Regions from separate parts of the Mus musculus genome. Here region 2 is linked to region 1. The links are chromatin loops, found by intact Hi-C in ENCODE. Cell type or tissue: left cerebral cortex. All regions are shown on one strand.

Region 1 (8,000 bases):
ATTCTAGGTAGTTTCAATCTGGAATGCAGTCAAGGTATGACATAAGTCTACATGACATGAATTAATTTGCACACTGTGAACAAAGATTACCACCAAATTATGCACAATTCAAAGGCATAACACAAAAGGTACCTACCTATCTGTATGCTGTTAGAAGAGACACCAAAAATCAGTCCCCATAAAACAGGAGAAAGGAGGACAGAAATATGCATAATCTTTTGCATTTCCAAGAAAAGTAGAGCATCCACAAAATATCCCCTCGTTTCCCTTTCCTCCTTTTCCTTCTTTGACCGTTTTCCTCAGCAAATTAGATCCTCTGCATTTTGAGGTCGAAATTTAGCAAGGAGCTGCTAAAACCACGAAGTGAAGGCAGAAGAATCCTTATCTCCCAGGTTTAGCTGGTGGCTGTTGATGCCTGCGTCCTGTCCCTGCTCCTGAAGTCCGAGGACTGGCTGAATGCAGTTTTTAGCTGAGCTGCTGCTGTGGTCCCGGTGTCTGGGAATATCAGCACCCTCCCGTGCACTCACACAATCACCCTCTCTCGAGCTCTCTTCTCCCTCTCTCCTCTCTCACACGCGCGCGCACACACATACACACACATACACACACACACACGCACACACACAGGAAAGTCACAGAGAGGGGCAGGCAGTCCCGGGCGCGCGTGCGCGACTCGAGGCAGGCGGCGAGCTCGCGCACCCACCCCTCCCCCGCACAGCGCCCCGCACCCCGCACAGCCCTGGCAGCTTCTGCGCGGTGCCGAGAAAGCGCGGCTCAGAGCCGGGCAGCCTGGTGCCTCTTAGAGACCTCCAGTCTTGCGCATTCGATTTTAGCACCGCGGACAGCGCTTTGGTCCCTGCTATGGGCTGAGGTTGCAGGGTTTACTGTAGCTGCAGAGATGTTCCAGCCAGATCCAAATGCTGCAAAACTGATTTCCGGTTGCTATGCCTAGGAAGCCGAACTGCTAATTGCTGTTGGCGGCGAAGCTTTCTTCCGTAGGGCCCTGTTTTACATTGAGCACAACGAATATGATTTGATTGTCTCAAAATCCACTTAGCAGTATCCACACACTGCCTTCTGCCTCAGCTGACCCAGATAAAAAGCAAACAAAATACTCCCTGAAGGGACAACTCCCAAAATCGTGAACTTTAGCTTCCTATAATGCAAGCATAATCTCAGGGAAACCCAAAATTCTATCCTTAACTATAAAAGGATGCCAAGACCCGGGTAACTCGATCAAACCTTTGAAAGACTTCGTGTAGGAATCCATCTTTAGAGTATGCCCCTTTGGATAGTGGTTCGATTGTTCAAGCCACATTGCCTGTGGATTGCTCTTGTACTACAGTGCAGACTCCCCCCTGCTGTAGAGTCATGTAGACTTGGCTCTTAGATGTCCGTTTTGTATAGAGATTGAAAGAACCGTAGGTTTCTGCGGGGGGGGGGGGGGGGGTAGTAGTCTAGAATGGATGTATCACTCTTAGTTACAAACCAGATACCCCATTACATTATGGCCTTAAGTTTCAAAAATAATCACTGCCTCAAGGAAGTAGGTTACCTCATTACACCGAGCCTGCTTGGGTATCTGGATTGTAACGAATACATTAAAAATTAAAGTTTGTGAGAAGGGGCTTGGTAAAGCATAGCGATGATTGTATATGCCTGTGAAATCTATGTTCAAAACTCCACTTCATGCCAAGCCATCTCTATATACCTGCGTGGCAAGTCTCTCTGCAGCCTCAGAAATTCTTTACCAAATTGTATGTGTTTTGTTTTAAACAGAGAAATGAAAGAGGTCTCATTTCAGAGATCTGTTGCCAGGAGCCAGGAGATTGAAGCTGACAGCATCAAAGGGAAAACTGGCTGATGGCCCAAAGTGCATGAAAGCACACCATAGTTAAACCTTATGGAGAAAATGTGACTTTAATATCACACATGGTTTTTAACCATCATAAATCATACTTTGCCTTAGTCACTGGGTCTAAAAGTCCCTATTTATTAAAACAAATTTTAAAATACATGTTTCTCATGAAAATGAGAAGGAATGAAGAAAAGCAAAAAAGCAAAGTAATACCCGTGACTTCCAAATATTGTAAGCTTGTGATTTTAAGTCATTCTCCACCCCCTCTGTTACTCACTCTCTTTCTCCTCCCCTGTTTCCCCCTCTGTCTGTGTTTGTGTGTGTGTGTGTGTGTGTGTGTGTGTGTGTGTGTGTGTGCGTGTGTGTGTGGGAGGGGGGTGTTTGTTCCTAAGGCAAGAATGCATAACATATGTATAATATACTAAAGTTATAAGCTGACATATTCTGGGTGAAAATACCTTCTTTTTATAACCAATAATTCATCTCACCTGTGAATCAAAAATTTCACATTCATTTAAACAGGTCCTCTAAATAGGAACATACAAAGCCTTGTAGAAAATCAATAAGAATACAATTATAGGTAAAACAAGAATTATAAATACCCCAACTTGTTACATAAAGAATAATCAAACAAATTACACACATTTTCACCTCTACTTCTGACACCCAGCACAAGAGTGGTTTGAAGTTTATGAACTTCTAATAGAACCAGGTCAACAGATACAGCAAGGAAAATGTCTCAGTAACATGCTTCTTATACTTGCTGTTCAATGTCTGCCACCAGAGCATCTTCGGTCTCATCCAAAGTGCTCTGGGATGATAGTTGATGATAAAGGGACAGGAGCTTGATTATGGAAAAAATGTATGATACTATTAATGTGTCTGGCAAGCAAATTAAAATTTAAAATAAAGGGACTCTTCGAAAGCAGCTTTCATTTTAACCTATTTGAAATTCAAGGGCAGTCATGAACTCAAAATTGACTGGATTTCATCCTTAAAGAACATGAACTTGCTGAATCATAGTGCTTTATCCCCATGGAATATAAACAACCTTATCAAACATTACATTCTGCTGGTAAATTGTAATTGTACATAGTCTATAACATTTTATCAGGCATTTTTGAAATGTGATTGCTACTCTAGTAGCAAATCTATGTTCAAAACTTAGGTAAACATCTGACATTCACACAGCTAGAAACATTTCCTACTAAAACTAACATAATTACATTAATATGATCTTCCATGAAGCTTTTCAATGCACTACATTAAGTAGTAGATATTCTTTTCACCACAGAATGCTGTCTAAGTATAATGACTTTAAACTGAATGGAGTAAATGGTTATACAGTAAATAGAAAAATACTGATGTTTGTTTTTTTATAAGCATAAAGATCACCCATTAAAGCCACAAAGCTTCGTGTTTCTTGAATACTTAAATTTATCAATAACAAAATCAATTTTGAATATTACAAAGAAATTGAATAGAACAATAGGTTCTAAGGACCTAGTTGCTGTTTTCTGCCCTCTGCTGTTCACTCCTGGAAACTCTGTAGCTCTTAAGCAGCCTTTCAGATACAAGAAAATTCACAAAAAGTAAAAATCAATATTATCTTTCTCATTGATTGTTTCAGTGGTTGGTTGCTGCTGTTGTTTTTATTGAAATATATTTATATTGAAATATAATTTGTAGGATGATAACAGTTAGATATATATTTTCTCATTCTTAGTCCACCTTTATTTCAATTATAATTTCTTTTAATTTTTAAAGTAAACTTTCACAAACTAACAAATTTAAGTGTTTGTCAAATCTTCAATTATTTTATATTCATATTTTATAATTAAAATACTTATCATAGAGAAATTTTGTCAGGCATGGAGAATGGAGTGGAGGTAATTTTGAACAGACTTGAAACAAACTTCTGGAAGCATATCTAGTCAAAACTGTACTATTCACTCAGTTGTTACAGTTTGTACTGATAAAGTCTGACAAAGCAGAAGTCATCATAACCCCGAAAGGCTTTATTGAAACCCATCAAAAGATGGGAGATGGCCAAAGAAACAGAACAACGTTCCAGTGTTCTAATCATGAGACCCTATTTTCTAAGACACCAGAAAAAAAAAAAAAAGAAGAGTTGTAAAGATCTAAATATATAAAGAGAAATGGATTTTGAGATTCTCAATTAAGAAAAATATAGCTAAACATTAAGATTGAGACAATATTGTTCATACTGTTGTTTTTCAGAATTTTAAATTATTGACTCAGCATGTCAAATTCAAAGCCCAAGGACACATATCTAAAACTACTAATCATAAGCATTATAAATGTGTATGTATAGATATATGTAGGTGTATGTCTGTATATACATATGATATTTAAAGTATAGAATCCTAAAATAGAAAAACAGTATCCACTTTATGTTTGAAGGATTTAATAACATCAAATTCAATTATAGCATCTATAGATAGCAAGTGACTACGGTATTTATCTATTATGCCTGGTGCTATAAATTACGAGATTAAGATGATATAATGAAGCTGGACAGTGGTGGCGCATGCCTTTAATCCCAGCACTTGGGAGGCAGAGGCAGGCAGATTTCTGAGTTCGAGGCCAGCCTGCTCTCCAGAGTGAGTTCCAGGACAGCCAGAGCTACACAGAGAAACCCTGTCTTGAAAAACAAAACAAAACAAAACAAAAAACCAAATCAAAACAAAACAACAACAACAAAAAATGTGATGAGAAAATGACAAATTCAGATTTTGTGCAAATTATCAGTGAAAGTTAAGGATGGTCATTGTGATGGACTATCTTGGGTTTGAAGGTAACACACACAGGAAGAAGGAACGTCAATCAAGCAGTTACCTTCATTAGACTAATCTCTGGGTATGTATATGGGAGCATTTCCTTAATTGTTGATTGATAGAGGAGGTACAAGGACACTGTGAGCACTGCAGTATCTGGGCTGGTGGGCTCAGAAAGGTTGCTGAGAAGCCAGCAAACAAACCCAGTGAGTCATGTTTCTCTGCCATTTTTTACTTCAAGCACCTGCCTTGAAATCCTCTCATGGCTTTCTTCAATGATGGATCATAACCTATAAACTGAAATAAGCCCTTTCCTCTCCAAGTGGATTTTGTTTATTACAGCAACAGAAAGCAAAGTAGAATAGCAGGCAAATATCTCTAATGCCAACTTTATCTTGGATTTCAAAGGGAGAAACATGTCATCAAAGGCTCACACCTGGACTGAGTCAAGCAGGGTTTAGCTAAGAAAAGGCTAGCATTTTGCCTAGGAAGGCAATTCATAGAAAGCCAGTGACATCAGCAAATCATGGGCACATGCTGAGACTTACAAGTAGTTCAGTGTTTCTAGGAGAGTGAACACAAGGCAAAGATTGGTGGCAGAAACAAACAGGACTATAGCTTAAATTGTATACAGTATATAAATATATATTATATGTGTATAAAATATACATATTTTTTGCTTTATCTTACAGGAGAAAGGGACGTTTTCTAGATCACATGGAGCTAAATGTTCTAAAACTTGCTTTTCAGGCTATTTTGGAAGCAGTGTTTAGGTGGGAGCATGCAGAATGTAGGAAGATACAGTGTGAGTCTGTGTTTCAGAAGGGACTACAAGGGCCGGAACTAAAAGAACCCCACTTGAGACAGGGCAAAAATGTTGTATTGAAAACTATTTAGGATAGACCCTTATTAAGACTTGCAAGTAGACTTGCATGTGATGGAACCAAAGGAGATGGAGAGAGAGAAAAAGTTGGTTTTCATGGAAGGAGACAGTGCCCGAAAGTACATGATCTCACCAGGGATTTTTGGAGAGCCCTGAAAATCAGAAATGTACAAAAGAAAGGGATGAGATTCATATAATGATAGTGTTTCATGTGATAGTTTCTACTTATTAAAAAGGCCAAATAAGTCAGAATAAATGAATCATAATTTCATTATGAATATTAAATGTGAGTTTTATCGATATTGAGTCATTTTCTTCCTCTTTTCAATATAAGTTTAATGTTATAACCTTGCACATTGGTGCACCAAACAATTTCCAATTTTTAATTCTTTAAAATAGGGTGTTAATGATGCTTGTGAGGGCTAGAAAGATGACTCAGCAATTAAGAGCACACACTACACTTGAAAATGACCTAAGTTCGATCTCAGCACTCACATTCAGTGACCCACAACTACCCATCTCCAGTTCAAGAGAATCAGCTGTTTCTTCTGGCCTCAGGGGGCACCTAAACTCAAGAGAATAAACTCTTACTCACACTAACACAATTTAAAATATTTTTAAAATAAATAGTAAAAATGAAAAAATATTTGAGAAGCAATCAAAACACATTAATCTGGTGGCTAATCCGGTTGCCAATTTGACAATATCTGGAATAACCTGGGGTACAGATCTGTGGGTTTTTCTAGGAGAACGTGTCTAGATTGGATAAATCGGGATGGGAAGACATATCTAAAATGTCCCTAGTTCCAATTAATGGGCTGGAATAACAAATTAAATGACTGTTAAAAAGCAAGATGAACATCAGCATGCATCCATTTCTCCTTCCTGACTGTAAAAACAATGTGACAAGCTGTCACAAGTGCCAGTCCATGAATTCCCCATCATGATGAACTGGGATACTGGAAGCCAATACAAAGCATCGTTCATTGCTTAGGTTGTTTTTGTCATTTTTTTTTGTCCTCATGTTATGAAAGTAATCTACATGAAGTCATTAAAAGTAATGTTTGGTGTTTCATAAAAAGTTTTGCTCCTGCCAAAGAGCATAATTTTGTTGGTGGTAACTAGAACGAGCTTCTGGCATCCCTGAATACTGTCAACAGGAAAGTAAAATGATACTGGCCATATGAGCAATAGTATGGGACTTTCTCCCTACGACATACAAAAAAGGAGCAATGCCTCCCTTGAGTTTATATGGAGAAGAATTCGAGTGAATATTTGAAAGAGCTAGTAACACTCTGTGTTTATAATAGTTACAGTGAAAATAGGCTAGTTATAGAGATAGTAAAACAAAACAAGTTTCAGATGAAGATATAAAAATGACACAAACACACAATGAAATAGTATGCTGCCATTAAGAGGAAGAAGGAAAAATAAAAAAAAATAAAAAAATAAAAAGCTGACTCTTGAGGACATATGTCAAGTGAGATTACTTGTACCAACAGGACAAATACTGCATTCCTCCACTAATCTGATGTTCTCAAATAAGCAAGCATGCAGATGCACAGACTAAAATGGTGTACCACAGAAGCTCAGGAATATGGAAAACTGAGATTATGCTGAAAAATTGTGTAGTTTCAATTGTGCAAGGCAAGTCAGTTCTAGAGATAGGCTGTGACATTTTATGCCTTGAGTTAATGACACTTGGTTGTGTAACATGCAAAATTTTAAAAGGTGTATCTCTTTTGTTTCTATTTTAAACTATTTTTAAAGCTGATTCCTTCAAAGATACACAGTGATTTATTCAGCACCTGAACTCAACAGGCTTCTTATAAGCAAGCTCCCTTTGTTCTGGACCACTTGAGCTTTTGGTTTTCTTTGCTGTATTTCTACAGCTTCTCTTGCTATTTTCTTCTGTTTGGTTTTGTTTGATTTTATGCTGGCTTGCTGGTTTTTGAATGTCCTGGCTTCCAAGTGATTCCCTCTGATTTTGCACTTTATAGCCTCCACTACTCTACCCTCAATCAGAGTGCAGTCACACAGCTGCCAGAGGCACTGCTGACTTGATTCAAGAGGAGCTTGAGATGCCCAACTTGGAAAAGGGCAGTCACCTTCCACAGCATCTAGAATGCAGCCAAGGATGGAGACATGCTTTCCTTAGTCAGTGCACTGTGCTGAAATGTTAGAAACAAGGAGCAGAACTTTTTCAAGCAGACTGTCTCGCATAACCTTGAGTGGCTCTATTTCCCTTATTCTAAAACTGTCATGTTAGATTTATCAGAGACAGATTATGTGGGTATGAATCCAAAATTCAACTTTCTTCCTGCCGTCAGTAGCCATTGTTTCAGAGTGTTGTCTGGTATGATATAAGCAAAATTTCATTTTCAGGCCTGCTGTTGCATAGAATTGATTGTTTCCTGTGACAGAGAAAGACATGGCAACAGCAAGAGGGTATTTTTTTTTT
Region 2 (8,000 bases), 200 kb before region 1:
AGATGTATTCTGCAAGGATATGAGAGTATCATTAATAGTGTCAGGGGTTGACTCTACATGGGATGGGTCTCAAATAGAGGCCATCATTGGTTGGTTATCCCCTCAACCTCTGCTCCATGGTTGTTGCTGCATATCTTGTATGCAGGACAAATTTGGCGTTGATGGTTTTGTGGGAGGGTTGATGTCCCTTGCCCTCTACTGAAAGTCCTGCCTGCCTACAGGAGATGGCCACTTGAGACTCCATATCTTCTATTGGTAGGATTCTCAGCTAGGCTCACCCCCATAGACTATTTTTACCTACAGAGCCATCCCAGTGCTTCCTTAGAAAGTCCTATATTTCTCAGCCCATCTGATTTTTCTGAATGTACAACCCACCTATTTCCCACCTTGGGCATCTGATCCTAGTGAGCTTCAAAAGATCCTGCACATGTGAGTTGAAGAAAAAGTGGCTATGTGGTCTTTCATTATTATGATGTATTACCAACTTGGGTGGGATGGCATTCCTTCTGGGGGGGGGGAGAGTTATGCTATTTCTATTACTTTTCCTTAAAATTAACAAAATGTCCTTGTTCCAATTTAAAGCAAACTTCTTACCTATTCATTTCCTGGACTGTTCTACCATCCTGTATAAAATAGCTTCAGATCCTTCACACATGTTTTTCACAGCAAATAAAATTATCAGGATTAAATTATCTCACCTGAACTGTAAAACATGATCTACCTTTGTAAATCCAATAGCTCTATTCAATGAATAAAATAAGTTTCTGTAATTTAGACTATTGGAAATTCATAATATGATATCTATTCCAACCTGTATTGGAAATGAGTCTGAAGTGGGAAAATGGTTCTTTCTGATCATTACCTCAAAAGTACTAGAGTGTCAAGATGTCTGCACTCAGAATCAGAAACTTTTTCAATGAAGAACAATACAAAACAACCCTCCCTCCAGAACTAAATACAACCACATAGGGAGCAGCATAGAAATGATAGATTTATTTATTAGTTTGCTATTTGCTATTTGGTTATTTTAGACTTAGTGTGCCCACCAATAGCAATATTTTACATGCCTAAGGATGCTAATATAAAAATATGACAAATATATACATATTTAATCAATTACCACAGTGAAGCAAGTGTTAAAATGGCTCAAACATTGAACTTTAAAAATATAAAATGTTTAAATAAAATTCAAGCTGGTATGCATCCAAGTAGAGAATTGTAAAAGTAAGTAACCAAGTTTTGGGAAATGTAATGGTAGCTTGTGGGCATTACATTTTCCTCTTCTTATGGTCCTTAAGCAAAATGACCTTGTGTAGAGGATAGGAGATGATTTTTAATGATAATGATGAGCTCATGCAATGATAATTAATGGCACTTGCATATGCCAAGAAATAACTTGCTCTTTCAACACCAATTCTTGAAATGATACAAGAAAGTACTTTTAACATGAGTTTCTCATTAAGATTCAATATCTTAATAAACCTGAATAAAGTAAAGAACTTTTATGGCCTTTGGAACATAGCATGAAGAATTTATACCCACAAAAAAGCAAAGGTTTTTAAGAATAAGGGGAGCTTTTTTCGTTTGTGAATACTGAAAAGTGTCTTGTAAATATCCTAATTCCTTTCTTAATATGCAAATCTCTCCCATAAAAAAAGGTTGCTGTCTCTGTAGGCTGGCTGCAATGAGCTTTTCTTTGGTAGCAGCATCTGCATGCAAGTGCACACTAACACTCTTTCACCTTTTTCAATGTCCTCTGGTGCTAATTGGAGATGTTTGTGATGAGCTTTGAATGTGCAGGAAATGCCTAGCAGGAGTCCAGACATTTGCGAATGGAATTTCTGGCTAGCCTGCTATTCACTATCTCTAGTGAGATTTGAGCTGGATTCTTATTAAATCTAAGTCTTCTCTGCAATGTTTAAATCATTATTCATTTTTAGAATTCAACATATATTATTGTAATCTACAGATGTGATTTTAATGTATTCTTTTTGCATGACTCAATCTTAAAATATGGAAATAGAAACCAGTGAAATGTTTATTTCAGGCTTCAAGGTCATGACATTTATTTATGTCATAATTTTCATTACTACTATTAATATTTTGTATTTTCAATGATGTACTCTCCACTGTAAAAATGAGTATTTCTGTTGTTATTATTGAAAATATAAAATGCCTGAACTGAAAGGATTATATTTTTAGAGCTAATTAGTTTTATTTTCAAACTGTCACGCAATGTACCCTTTCATAATAAGCCCCATGGATTCCTAGTAGAAGAAAGAGCTCCTACATCATTTAAAACTGAAAAGAATGTGCTTCTCTGTAGGCGACAGAATAAGAACAAGGGTTTGACTATTATCAAGGGCACAAGTAAGGAAAGGCACTGAGGCAAGCCAGAGAGGACAGGGAAGGTACAAAGTGAACACAGGAAAACCGAGTGGGTGGTCTGACATTAGCTCTCTCTTCCGTTCCTTCCCATGAGCAATTGTTGCTGAACTATGAAGTATTTTGACTAACAAGAGACATTTGTTAACTTCATGCAATAAAGCAGCCCATTAACAAAATGTCAGGGAATCAGTTACCAAGCTGACAACTCATTAGGTCAATAAATTCTGTTTAAGACTTTTGTTAACCATAACCAAGACCTGGAAGCTGACATGGTTGGGAATGAGAAAAGAGAAAATTTAAACAGGATTGCCGTAATCTAAACTCTGTAGGGCAACATTTACAACAAAAGTACACATTTCTTCATCATCACATTCACCATGCAGTCTTTCTCAAGAAGTTATAAAACACACAGTTTCGTAGTGATAATTCTAGACATGATGGTCTACCTTGGGTCACTAAAACATTCTTGTGAATCTAAACCTTTATTGGACAGCAAAGTGGGGTTATGTTGTTTTGTTATTTAAAGCAATCTGCAGACAGTATTTACGGCTATCGACATGAGGTTTAAACATCCCCCATCCTATCCTACAGAATACTCCCCCACTTCCTATATCTCCATATAATGTTTTGGTCTTGTTTCTTAGATTTGCCTCAAACTATTGCCTCTTGTTAACTGATAGTACTGTGTTCAAAGTTCAAGACTTTGTTACCACTTGGTTACGTGAGAGAAAAGCCTCTGCCTTGAGCTTCCTATCTGGGTCAGTTCTGTAATAACACACCATCACTACAGACTGATCATTCTTTCTTTTGTTCAAAGATAACCAATAATTCCCTTCATTACTAGCTTAGTTACTCTTTCCATTTTTAGAATAAAATGCCTGATAAAAAGTAATTAAAAGTATTTCTTTTGCTCATAGTTGCTTGGACCAACAGTCCTTCATGGGTCAGAAGATGTTGTGGAAGTCCTGGGGTCAAGACCAGCTCCTGTCTAAGGAGTGGCAGACACTAGGTAGATCTGGAAACAGAGAAGGCAGTGCTGGCAATCAAATGATTTCTCTTTCTCTCTTTTATTTGATCAGGTCATCAGGTCTCTGTCTCATGAATGGTACTGCTCGCACACAACATACTTTCATTCCTTCAATTACCCTGGAATGTGTGTCTAACAATTCATGAGTCCAAAGGAGTTTACTTTCACAGTAACCACCATGATTGTGTTTTTGTTCTAGAGGAAATCTTCAGAGAGGGCTGAATCACATTTTCAGCATCTCCTCCTCTTATCCGTAGAAAGGAGAAGTAGAGATGCAAAGGAGAAAAGTTATCATTGAAGACCTCCAGTTCTTGGACAGTTTCTTGATGCCTGAGAATTTGAATAAGGACCTTAGGAGATCCAGGCCTAATTCATTATTTGATGGGTGCTAGATTCTCATGGCTAGACAAGATAGCATGCCTATGTGCCTTTAGTTGTGTCTACAATTTTGCAAGAGCTTCAATATATGAAGCTGCAATTATAGAAAATGATCACACTACCACAGCGTTTTGAACATCATATGTTGTATGATACATGTATATATTTACTTAGGAAATACGAAGTACCTGCAGTCATTTTTTATCAATTAAAAGAAAAATGAAAAGTGTCATTAAGGTTTTGTGAATTTTGCATATAACATCACATATTTTCATAAATACATTTGGTAGAGCTTGTGAAGAGTATTTGACAATAATAGAATGCATCAGAAGATCTTATTCCCACTGAGAGGGAAAATATGCTGCTGTCTACCTTTACCTGAAAATGAATGCCTCTCCTGCTCTCCAATTCTTGCTGTCTTGCTATTTCTCTGAAATATTCAAGCCAATCAACCCCTCTTTTGTGGGCAGCAGAAAAAGAAGATGAAAGGTATTTTCTTACATATGCTTAGTCAAAGAAAGAATTCTGTGTGGCAGAAATAGTCATTAAGGCAGTAGGTCCCTGCCAGCTGAGCAAGCATAAGAATGAGAACAGGGAATAAGTGTCATTTTTTGTCTGGTACAAGGAAGATCACCCACGAACTCACATAAAATTATCTCTCACAAAGCATCGTCAAATCCTGCTTACTCTTAGGACATAAAAATGCCATTAATTTTACTGTGCAACTTGTCTCTTTCAGCAAGTTAATCATACTTGCATTCAGAATGTCTTTAATTATAGAATATTTTCTTGGATTATTTTTAAGTTTTCTGGATGTGGTCATGTTAAAAGGACATAAACTTAGAGAGTATAAATACCCAAAGCTGGGACAATTTGAAGAGTCAAATGAACAATCAAGCACTAGATTAAGTAATTAAAATACTATTAAAAATGGCCAATGCTGTATTGGTGCAAATAAAATGAATATCTCTGGGTTCACACAAATATAAAAATAAAATAAATTTACTATTAGGTTGAAAGAGACAAATCTTCACATAAGATAACTCCTGTACATTAAAAAAAATACTTTATGAGGATACTGTCATGGAAAAAGATAGAGTGTAGGTTATTGTGTGAGTATAGGTTTTCCTTCTAAATTAGTCCCAAGACTACGTATGTCAACGTAGAGAAAGGATAGCAGAGAATGCTGGTAAATACTACGCCAGTCCCAACCAGGAGCTCTTTCTTTATCTTACTATTTCACATAGTAAACTATATTCTTATCTCTAATAATATTATTAATATAATACTAATTTTAATAAATATTGTCATTTATATAATTCTACAAAGAATATTATTTGCAGAACTTAACAAAGACGCATTTGCTGAAGATGATAAAGAATCTCTAGACCTTGATCTCAGGCTAACATTATGCCTTAATAAAATACCTTCTAACAGTTATGATTTAAATTTGTGTTTCAGGAAGACTGCAAATTATCTTCCGAATACATTCATTAACTGGTTTCAAATGTTTGTTGGAATTAAAACAATATGAAGAAAAGAACATCAATGTCTTTCACATGTAGAGTGTTGTTCTTAATTTGAAAGATTTTATTTATTTATTTATTTGTTTATTTATTTATTTATTTCAGTCTTTTTATTGGATATTTTCTTTATTTACATTTCAAATGGTAGCCCGTTTCCTGGTTTCTCCTCTGAAAAAAAACACTCCCTCTAGAAAGATTTCATTTATTGAACCAGTATCTCCTGGTATAGTCCAGGCTGGTCTGTCTGTTCTTTTGTCTCAGCCACCAGAAATCAGTGGGTTAGGGTTTATACAAATATACCTGGCATTGGTGTTTTTAAATAGTTAATAGGAATGAAGATATAAAGCTTGAAGAATTCATATATTTTAAACAATACTAGCTTTCTCTCCCTTACATTTATTATTCATAGAGAAACTAATTTATAAATAAAAATGAATATTTTTTTGTTTACTAGCTTACTGTCTTCCTTTCAGATTCTCATGTTTTCTTTCCCCATTTATTTGAAAATGGAATCTCTCACCTATGTTTGTAGCAAGATAGGGAAATCCTGTTAATCATGTGTCGAGTCTGGATCTTCTTTCACGTGGTACATGTATACAACTTGTGATGTTATGATCCTGGCATGTCTTTTCATTCCTACTTATAGGATTCCAGCAAAAGGAAAACTAATCATATTTTGGATGATTATAATGGCACTTCACTAACTGCAATTTAGAAGCATACATATATCTTCCACGGCATAATCTTAGTTCAGTCCTTAAGTGAAGTATCAGTAATATACCACTGGCTCGAACTCCCTTTCCTGTACAGTGCCCACTCTTGCCTAAATGTCTGTGCACTACTGAGGGCCAATTCTGCCATTTTCTTTTCTTTCCTTTGTGTGTGCATCCATAGGTTTCTGCCATCATAATTTCTAAAGGACTGCTCTTACCCACTTTGTCCGTATAGCATGTTTTGAATAGGTCTCTATCTGCAGTGGATACTAAGTGGTAAATAAACCATTGAATGCTTGCTGATGATTTAGAGAGAGAGAACAAGAGCTCACCCATTTGTAAGATCATTCTGACTCATTTGTACAGCAAGATTTTATGTACAATTAATCAAGAACAAAATTATTAAGAATATTCTATGACCCAGTAATTGCCTTTTTATGACTTATGTTTCTCATCCTAGATAAATAAAAAAGTGAATATTATTATATCTGAATATATTTGATTTTCAAAGAAGGAGAAATATACTGTCCTTAGTTTATTACAATTTATGATGAAATTTAACTTAAAATGTATGGCTGCAAATGCACAGACACTGCATGTATTTTCTTTTTCACAACATTGTATGTTGGTTTTTTTTTTTCCTTTTCTTTTCTTTTCTTTTTTTTTTTTTTTTTTTTTAACAATGCTTTTCTTCTGAGCCTGGATTACCTCAGTTGATACAGCATTTTCCATTTCCTTACAATTCCTTGAAAATTTTGTTTTACTTCTTGGCTGAATAAAATTCCATTGTGGTTATACACCACAATCTCGTTATCTCTGTCTGCTTAGGTAACTAGCCCACTTTTCATTCTTTGTCTAATGAGTATTTAGGCTGATACTATGTTCTTGCTATGAGCAGGACACAATTAAGATGGGCGTGCAAGTTGCCAAGTAGTAAAATATAGATCCCTTTTGGTTTATGTCCAGGAATGGTATTCATGGCTTATAAACTTGTTCTGCTTTTTTTAGTGTTTTTGCAAAATGTCCACATTGGTTTCCCTTAATGGCTACACTCATGACTACACCAATGACTACACTCATGGCTTCACCAATGGCCACACTAGTGTGTATACTCATTGACAGACACTCTTCTCAGCATCCAGTAAGGGTTTTCCCATACTCTCTCCACTCCTTGTTGTCATTTGTTTTCTTGATGAAAGCAATTCTCACTATACAGACAGAATAGAATCTTTATTTAACTTTAGCTTGCATTTTTCCAATGGTTAATATTGGAACACTTTCATATTTATTATACATATATATTTCTCCTTTAGAGAAATGTCTGCTTACGTAATTAGCCCACTTTTCAGCAGACTGTTTGTTTGATTAATATTTTTATATTCTTGGATATTATTGGTATTAATCTTCTGTCAGATGTATAAATGGCAAAGACTTTCTCTGATTTTGTCATATGTCCTTCTTCTGATTTGTGGTTGTTGTTGTTGTTCAGATGATTCTTAAATTTAGGAGGTTCTATTTGTCGACTTTTGGGCCTTATTTCCTGAGCAACTAGTGTCCTATACTTTAAAAAGTCCTGGTCTAGGCCTACCTGTTTCCTATATTTTTTCCTTAGTGATTTTAAAGTTTCAGGTCCTATATTCAGATATTTGATCCATTAGTTTTACTATCACTGTTTGTTACAGAGGCTGTGTTTTCTCAAATGTCTATTTTTTAAATTATTTCTTTTTTTTGACTTTTAATATTTCCTCTTCCTTTACCTGTGTGTATATGTCTGAGAGAGAGAGAGAGACAGAGAGAGAGAGACAGAGACAGAGAAACAGAGACAGAGAGAAATACTGAGAGAAAGAGAGAGAAAGATATTCTAAAAATACATAAATACAGCCTGATTAGTCTGTATAATGTTATTTGAATGTATATTTTTCAGCAAGGAACACATGGTATTAGCCAACCAATCGGAGTGCTCCTCCC

Evidence for each region. Peaks named below come from ENCODE experiments on the same cell type or tissue, not always from the same donor. Only the 100,000 strongest peaks of a DNase experiment are listed, where the experiment ranks them.
Region 2: a loop joins it to region 1, with 2.7 times the contacts of the local background. A loop is called at or near these places in 2 of 42 quality-filtered maps.

The regions. Positions count from the first base shown.
Region 1 is chr3:80,802,161-80,810,160 of GRCm38, forward strand. Gria2 (glutamate receptor, ionotropic, AMPA2 (alpha 2)) reads right to left here and starts at 533. Exons shown (of 16, transcript NM_013540.4): 1 at 137-533. The coding sequence starts at 224. In left cerebral cortex, a CTCF peak has its summit at 3,391 (motif pointing left); DNase peaks (open chromatin) are centred at 45, 661 and 3,380; H3K4me3 peaks cover 1,328 bases; H3K27ac peaks cover 1,909 bases.
Region 2 is chr3:80,606,260-80,614,259 of GRCm38, forward strand. No RefSeq gene overlaps it. Among named protein-coding and RNA genes, the nearest start is that of Gria2, 190 kb to the right of the region's middle. In left cerebral cortex, no CTCF peak of the experiment used is centred here; DNase peaks (open chromatin) are centred at 1,756, 2,405 and 4,358; H3K27ac peaks cover 1,978 bases.